Regions from separate parts of the Homo sapiens genome. Here region 1 is linked to region 2. A link is a contact called in ENCODE Hi-C data. All regions are on one chromosome and are shown on one strand. The core of a region is the stretch at or near the end of the contact, and the rest is flanking DNA. Distances in the headings are between cores, read along the strand shown. Region 1 has its middle 210 kb from the start of PREX1. Region 2 has its middle 15 kb from the start of LINC00494.

Region 1 (3,263 bases), core at 238-2,737, 250 kb before region 2:
TCTTTCAGTCTCTTTTCCTTCCAAACTAACCTGTTGCAGATTACATTCTCTGAAGGCCCAGATTGGATCCCTCCCAGAGAGAGATCCTCGCGTCTCTCAGTTACAGGTTTCAAAGGACTCAATACTCTAACAGGCAAGAGGGAATCCTGGTGGGGTTTCAGGCACAGTCATGGATTGATTATTTAGAATTATCTGAGGCCAGTGTTTGGATCCAGGGAAAATCACTTCGAGGGAAGACCTGTTACCTCAATCTATATTTGAGGTCAACAGGGAGGATTGGACGTCTTCCTTCAGGCAGACACGTTTCTAGAAAGCATCGATTTCAGCCTCTCCTCCACCCTGGGGGCCCGCAGAAGGAACATACATTCTCCTGGGGCCGTAGGCAGGAGCAGCTTGGGTTTCCAGCCGGCTCTCTGTGGCCTTGAGCAAGTTGCATACTTTACAGGCTCAGAGCTGTGCTTGCAGAGTTGGGAGGGAGAGCCGGGCCCACCTCCCTCTCCGAGATGTGTTTCTCCAAGTATAAAACTAAGCACGAAGGGCCTCTCAGAGCAAGCGGACATTTTTGCAGGAGACAAGAGGTCTCAAACTGATGGCTCCAGGCTGAAACTTGGAACTAAATGTGGGTTTTTTTTTTTACTTCCTTCCTGATATGGTGTTTTAAAAAAATGAATTATATTTATGAACCAGCAAATTTCATCTCTGAATTCTGATTTTTAGTTTGTCTCGAAAATCAGAAGCTCTGAGCTGGGTGTGGTGGTGCGCACCTGTGGTCCCAGCTACTTGGAGGCAAAGGTGGGAGGATTGCTTGAGACCAGGAGTTCAAGGCTGTCGTGCGCTTTGATCACACCTGTGAATAGCCAACTGCACTCCAGCCTGGGCAACGTAGTGTGGTCCTGCCTCTTAAAAAAAAGATTAAAGAAAAAATCAGAAGCTCTGGTCACACTGGTCCACATTCCCACCTGGCTACATGTCAGCTGGAGCTGAGGAGCGGCTGTCTTCTTGAGGAGGGTGCCAGCTCTCCAGCTCCCCGGAGCCACGTGGTCCGAGCACTCATCCGGCCTGCTCACGCTGACGGCCAGATCCTTAGCTCTGGACTTGCCATGGCGATGTCAGCTCGGGGAGGACCTGGTGACCCGGAGTCACTGTGCCGTCCAATGGAGAATCAAGGGGCAGGCGCAGCCCCGCATTGACGTCTCTCGGAGCCTCTCCTTCTCTGCTCCTCCAGGATGAGGGCAGGGCCCAGGTGGTTGAATTCCTCTGAGCCTCAGTTTTTTCATCTGTCAAAAGGTGCTGACCCAGAGATGGCCCCTTGGCGTGGACTGCAACAGAGGCCACCCAGGAAGTGGAAGGTACGATGGGGTGTGTTGACCGCTTTATGATTTTATCTAAATAACTGTTGGTGTACTTCCTGTCCACCTTCCCCCCAGCAGTAAGAGCAGGAACCACACCCCTTCCATACTGTAGCCCAGGGCCAGACAGTGGTGAATCACGGCTAAATATTAATAGAAGAAAGCAGGGTTAGCACAGTGATCAGAGCGGGGGGCGCAAGCCACACCCATCTGTGGCCAAGCGGGCCCCTCTAACCTCTGTGTCTGCCACGTGGGTTCATTCATGGGGGGCTGGACTAGGACCTTTGAAGTCAGACACCCTCGCCTGCTCCTGAATCTGTCAACACCTGATACTTGCTGAGTGGCCATATCTGAGATTCTCTGTCTTTCTGGGACCCTCAGCTTCCTTCTTTGAGAAATGGAGACTTTACGCCCACCTGGCTGCCTTGCGGGGGTACCAGGAGTCTCCTCCAGGGCCCCAAAGTGGAACTTCCCGGGATAAGTGTAGTGCCCTGTCTGTCCAGCAGGTGGTGCTGGGGACCGCGTAGTGCCCAGAGGCTGCTGTTCCCCGGGCTCCAGCACTCAGACCGAAGGCTGGCTCCTGGGTGCAGGTATTTGGGACAGAGCCAGCCTGGAGGCGGGGCCTGGAATCGTCTGGACAATGGGCACTGGCGCTATCCCTCTCCTGGGCTGGGCTTGCCGTGAATATTTTCTCTTTTTTTCTCTCTTTTTAAAAACTTTTTAAAATTTGTCTCTTTCTTACTTTCGTCCCCCTCATTTTCTTTCTCTCTCTCTAAGCTTTTCTATATTTGTCTTTGTCCCATAACATATGTCTGTGAGCTTGACTCGATTTTTCAATTCTTTCCTTTCGGGGATCTTTCCCTTCTCTCTTTTCTCTTTTTTCCCTTCCTCTCTTCTGATTGGAGGAGAAGGATATGAAAGGCCCTTATGCACTGTAAAGCGGGGTGCTTACGAAGCTTGTGACCAGAAACCCACAGTCACTGGTGCACCTTTGTGGAAGTGACGGCCACTAGATGGCGCTGTGGGCCAGGGCGCCCCGCCTAGCCTTGCGGGCCTCCTGCCCAGAGCTCCTGGGAGGCTCCCACTGCAAGCCTGGAGCTCGGGGTTTGCAGGCAGGGGAGGCCGAAAGCCAAGCCTGAAGCTGCCTCCCTCCGGGCACTGGTAGCGTTCCCTGGAGGGCTGGAGTGGGGCAGGGGTGGTTAGGAGAGGGATGCTAAGGAAATGCCTCCGCTGCCAGCGCCTTCACCAGCTGCACCTCCCATTATTGCAGCCAAAGTTTGCTCACAAGGACAGTGGCTGGATTTGAGCCCAGGCCGTGTGGCTCCAGACCCTGAGCCCGGGGCTCTGTCTGGGGTGTGGCCCAGGGGCAGGTCCTTGGGTGCGTGAGGGTGGCTTGGCTCAGCTCCTCTCCCTGGGTCACTGCAGCGGCCCTGTGCTGTTCTGTTTTCCCATCCCGAAGTCCTGAGGGTCTCAGCAGAGGGGCCCAGGATTCAAGTCCATCCACTCCCAGGGCGGGTCCCTAGCCAGCCTCTGCCCAGCATGTGGGGTGGGTGCTTCCCTGTCCTCCTGCTTCCTGCAATGTTTCCCTTCCAGCACTTTCCAGGCTCCAGTTCCCCATGCTGGGCTGCCCGAGCACCCCCACCCTGCAGCTGGCCCTGCTGCCCTGGCTTCCACCTCCAGATCCTTCTTGCCATGTCCGCTCCAATCAGAGCCAACCCACCCTGTGCCCCTCCCAGTGGCTCTGCTGCCTGCTGGACACATGTCACCGCCACGGGGCTGATGGGTAACGGGAGATGCTCTCAGGTCCTGATTTGTGCTTCGCCAGAGCCCTCCTAGAGCTGTAGGTGATGATGGGCACTTTCCAGACACTGGCAGGGCTGAGATGAGCTGCTCCAGGGACAGGAGGTTCAGAGA
Region 2 (3,464 bases), core at 920-3,419:
GTGTAATCTCTGAGGACTGTATTTAGCCTTTCTGTGTCTCAGTCTCCCATTAAGAGAATGCATAACTGCCTCATAGCCTCATTGGGAGGATAAGAAGTTAATACCAGTAAAAGAGGGGGTACCTGATGAGCCTTTGACAGCTCTGGGGTGATACCCTTCTTAGCAAACCGTGCCAGTGCTCTACCTCCAAAACAGATCAAGGATACGGCCACTTCCCACCTCCCTCACAGCTACCCTCTGGTCCAAGCCACCATCATCTCCTGCTTGGACCATTGCAGTAGACCCCGCTGGCCTCCTTCTCCAGCTCTGACCCCACAACCCCAACCTGTCCTCACACAGATCATCCATTAAAAAATAAACCAGACCATGTCCTGTCTCTGCTGAAACCCTCTAATGGCTCCCACTTCCCTCAGAGTAAAAGCTGAAGTCCTCACAGGGTCCCCTAAGGCCTGAGATGATCCATCTCCGCCCCCCACCCCCGGCCCCTGCCCTGTAGTCACCCATCACTCCTCTACCCTCAACTCCCCCTGGCCCCAGCCACACGGGGCTCCTGGCTGCTCCTCGGCCTCATCCCTCCCCTCCCCTCTCCGGACTCTGTCCTCTCTGTCCCCTCTCCCGAATCGCTCTGCCCCAAGGCCCCAGGCAGCTCCTGCACCTCCTCCCAAAATCAACAAAAGAAGGAATGGGAGCAGGCCTTCTTAGCGGAGAATACTGCTCCCATGGGGGCCAGAGCTGGCTCCCAGAGGTGAAAAGATTTTTGTCTTTATGTAAAAATGTAGATGTCCACACAGTGCATAAACCATTCTGCAGTAATTATGTAGTATTAAAATTCATAGGGGGGCAAGTAAGAAAAAATTGCCTATAAAGATTCCTTAGGGGGTGATTATGAAATAAAGCTTGAGAAACGCTGAATTAGAGGACAGTCTGCTGAAATCACAGGCTTCTCCCCTACACATTGCCAGGGCGTTGGGGAGACTGTGGAAGAGAAATCAAGATCCATGCAAGTGCCTAAAAGAATCACAGCCCTTCTTCCTGGCATTTAAAAGAGGAGAAGTAATGCCTCACTGCTTTGGGGAAACCTTTTTTTTTTTTTAAATTTCCTGCCAACGGACAGACTTACGAAGGATGATATTTGCATTTTCCTGAAGCGTCTAATTTTCCCATTTATCATTTGTCAGAGCCCGAGGCCCTTCCTCAGCGAGTGTAATGTTTGCAAACATGTAAGGATTCCTTTTACCAAAGAACGTCACAGGCTCCACATGCAAATGTGTTTGTGTTGCAGAGGCTGCTAATTTAATGCATTAATGTCACTCTGCACCATGGTGGGGTCTCAGCGTGTCCCATGTCACCATGAGCGAGCTGGTCTAAGACACAGGAACCATGGAAACCATCCCGTGCCTGGTTAGTGAGTAGATGCGCAGTGGGGTGCCGTTCACTGCCTTGAGGGTGAACGTGGACTCCAGGAGCGAGGGCCAGGCCTTCTAGAGCTCCACCCACCCTGAGATCACAGGCCTGGCTCAGGCTTGCTGGACTTGCCCAATGGGGAACTTTCAGGGGGGAATTTAACCAGCCTGAGGGGCAGGCAGAGGAGCCAGAGGCCAAAGGCACCCGTGGGGCTCCCAGGACGGCTGTGAATCCCCTTCCCCTCCCTCTCTCCATCAGCGCCTCTGTCCTTCCCACCTGCCCAGCCCAGGTGCTGGCCAAACACCGGCCTCATCCGAAAAGTCCAAATGGGCCCAGGACAGTGATTCCCAGACCCAGCTGATCCCGCAGGGAGCTTTGGGTCCTGCTGGTCCCCGGGTTCTGGTGACAAAAGGACATGCAGGAAGGCAAAGTCCCCTCTGGATTTTTCATCATGAGCCACCCTAGGTGCTGCGCACTGCCAGGCTGCCTGATTCCACCAAGAGAATCTCAGGAAATGAAAAATAAGGTTTTAGTTGTTAAATTTCAGGCGTCGGGGCTCTTTGAGAGACTGAAAACACCTGGAGGTTGGGTGCACAATGGAGAAGGGGCTGTGGGGATGTTTTCTCTTCCCAGTGGAATCCGTGATTATTTACCGAGCAGCCTGGAGAAGCCCAGTCTTCATGGAACGGAAAAGCTGAGCCGGGTTTTCATGCACAAACCGGAAGCCGGGTGGCGCCCTCACAGCAGAGCTCCTGACCTCCCTGCCTCGCACGTCCTGGCAACGGGAGGGCGGCTGCCTTGGAGACAGTTTATTGTGTGGCGAGGAGGGAGACAGGAGAGTACAAGGCAAAAAAACCCCCAACAAATGGCTACGCCTTAAAAACTAACTTTAAAATGCCCAGTTCTGGCATTTTACCAAATCAGGCAGGTTTTTTTTGGCTTTTCCCACCATGTGACTGGGTCTGCCTTGCCCTGCCCCACCCCTGCTTGGGCAATCGTGCCCCCCGCTGAGCTCAGCAGCCTGGCGTGAGGTGAGGTGTCTGTGTGGCTGCTGTTAGCAAATCCACCATTCCGGGGATCAGCGCCTGGGAGCGGCTTCCCTGAATGGTGATGTGGCTGTTCCCTAACTTGCTTCTGGCCCAGTGACCTGTGGTGGCTGTAGGAGCCGCTGCAGGGTTCGGGCAGCAGTAGTGAAGGGCTTTGCTGCTCTCTGCAGTTTCCATGTTGCCCTCCTTGTCCATTTCCTCAGCCTAAGGAGACCCGGTGGCCTGGTGGACTTGGCTTCGTTCCTTCTTTCAGCTCAGGGGGACATGCATTTTTCTCCTTTGAGTCGAATTAGCAATGAACTTCCCCTCCCCAGATGGACAGCGTGGCATCGTCAGGGCCCAGCTGCAGCTTTCCGGGCCAACGGGTCTTCGTGCATTGTCTGATTTTGTTCTGACAAGCACACGAGGCCGTGCGGTCATTATTCCCACTTTACAGATGAGGAAACACAAGGTAAGGAACTCGCCCGAGGTCACAGGGACGGCTGGATATAAAACAGACTCCTGCGTGTACAGATTTAAAGATCGGTAAGAAGAGAATTTCAAATCTCAGCCAAAGCGAAGGTCAAGTCACTGCTCTTGGGGACGTTCCCTTCACACCCCAGAACGTTCCAACATGGCCAGTGAAGACATTGTGTCCCCGTAACCCTGGGGGAGAAGAGGACGGGGCTTAATGAAAAGTAGAAAGTTTCCTCTTTCCCACTGTTGGAGATGCCGGCGTCCCCACATCACCGTCGGCGCTGCATCTGGTCCACTTCTGGGACCCATTTGGGTCCCTGGGCCGGGGCTTCCTGTGGATGAGCCGGGATCACACAGCGATGTGGGGTTGCTCAGGGCGCCCCGTTCACTCCAGAGTGACCCCTGACCCAAAGCCAGTGCTGGGTGTTTGCCGAAACTGAAACCAGGGCAGGTCTGAATCAGACCCTGCAGAACAATGAGGCCTTTTGTGCGAATGAGGCGGGGGAGGGACTGGAGGAGACCAGGAGCTTCCTGACGGGGTCCGCAGCACAGGTCACA

Evidence for each region. Hi-C counts contacts between places; a loop is a spot of excess contacts on that map. Pooled maps may share reads with other maps.
Region 1: a map of PC-9 shows a loop between it and region 2 (15-fold over the local background). The contact joins two enhancer-like sites. A Hi-C loop is called at or near these places in 2 of 168 maps with a recorded cell type or tissue (Calu3 and PC-9) and 4 of 50 pooled maps.

What each region holds. Positions count from the first base shown.
Region 1 is chr20:48,619,760-48,623,022 of GRCh38, reverse strand. No RefSeq gene overlaps it. Among named protein-coding and RNA genes, the nearest start is that of PREX1, 210 kb to the left of the region's middle. RefSeq lists enhancers at 1,980-2,039, 2,862-3,263 and a silencer at 2,340-2,469. Within about 2 kb of position 1,487, at least 9 of the 41 ENCODE cell types and tissues checked have a DNase peak (open chromatin) inside an H3K27ac peak, as active enhancers do; they include PC-9, where a contact is called at or near this core.
Region 2 is chr20:48,373,206-48,376,669 of GRCh38, reverse strand. No RefSeq gene overlaps it. Among named protein-coding and RNA genes, the nearest start is that of LINC00494, 15 kb to the right of the region's middle. Within about 2 kb of position 2,169, at least 7 of the 41 ENCODE cell types and tissues checked have a DNase peak (open chromatin) inside an H3K27ac peak, as active enhancers do; they include PC-9, where a contact is called at or near this core.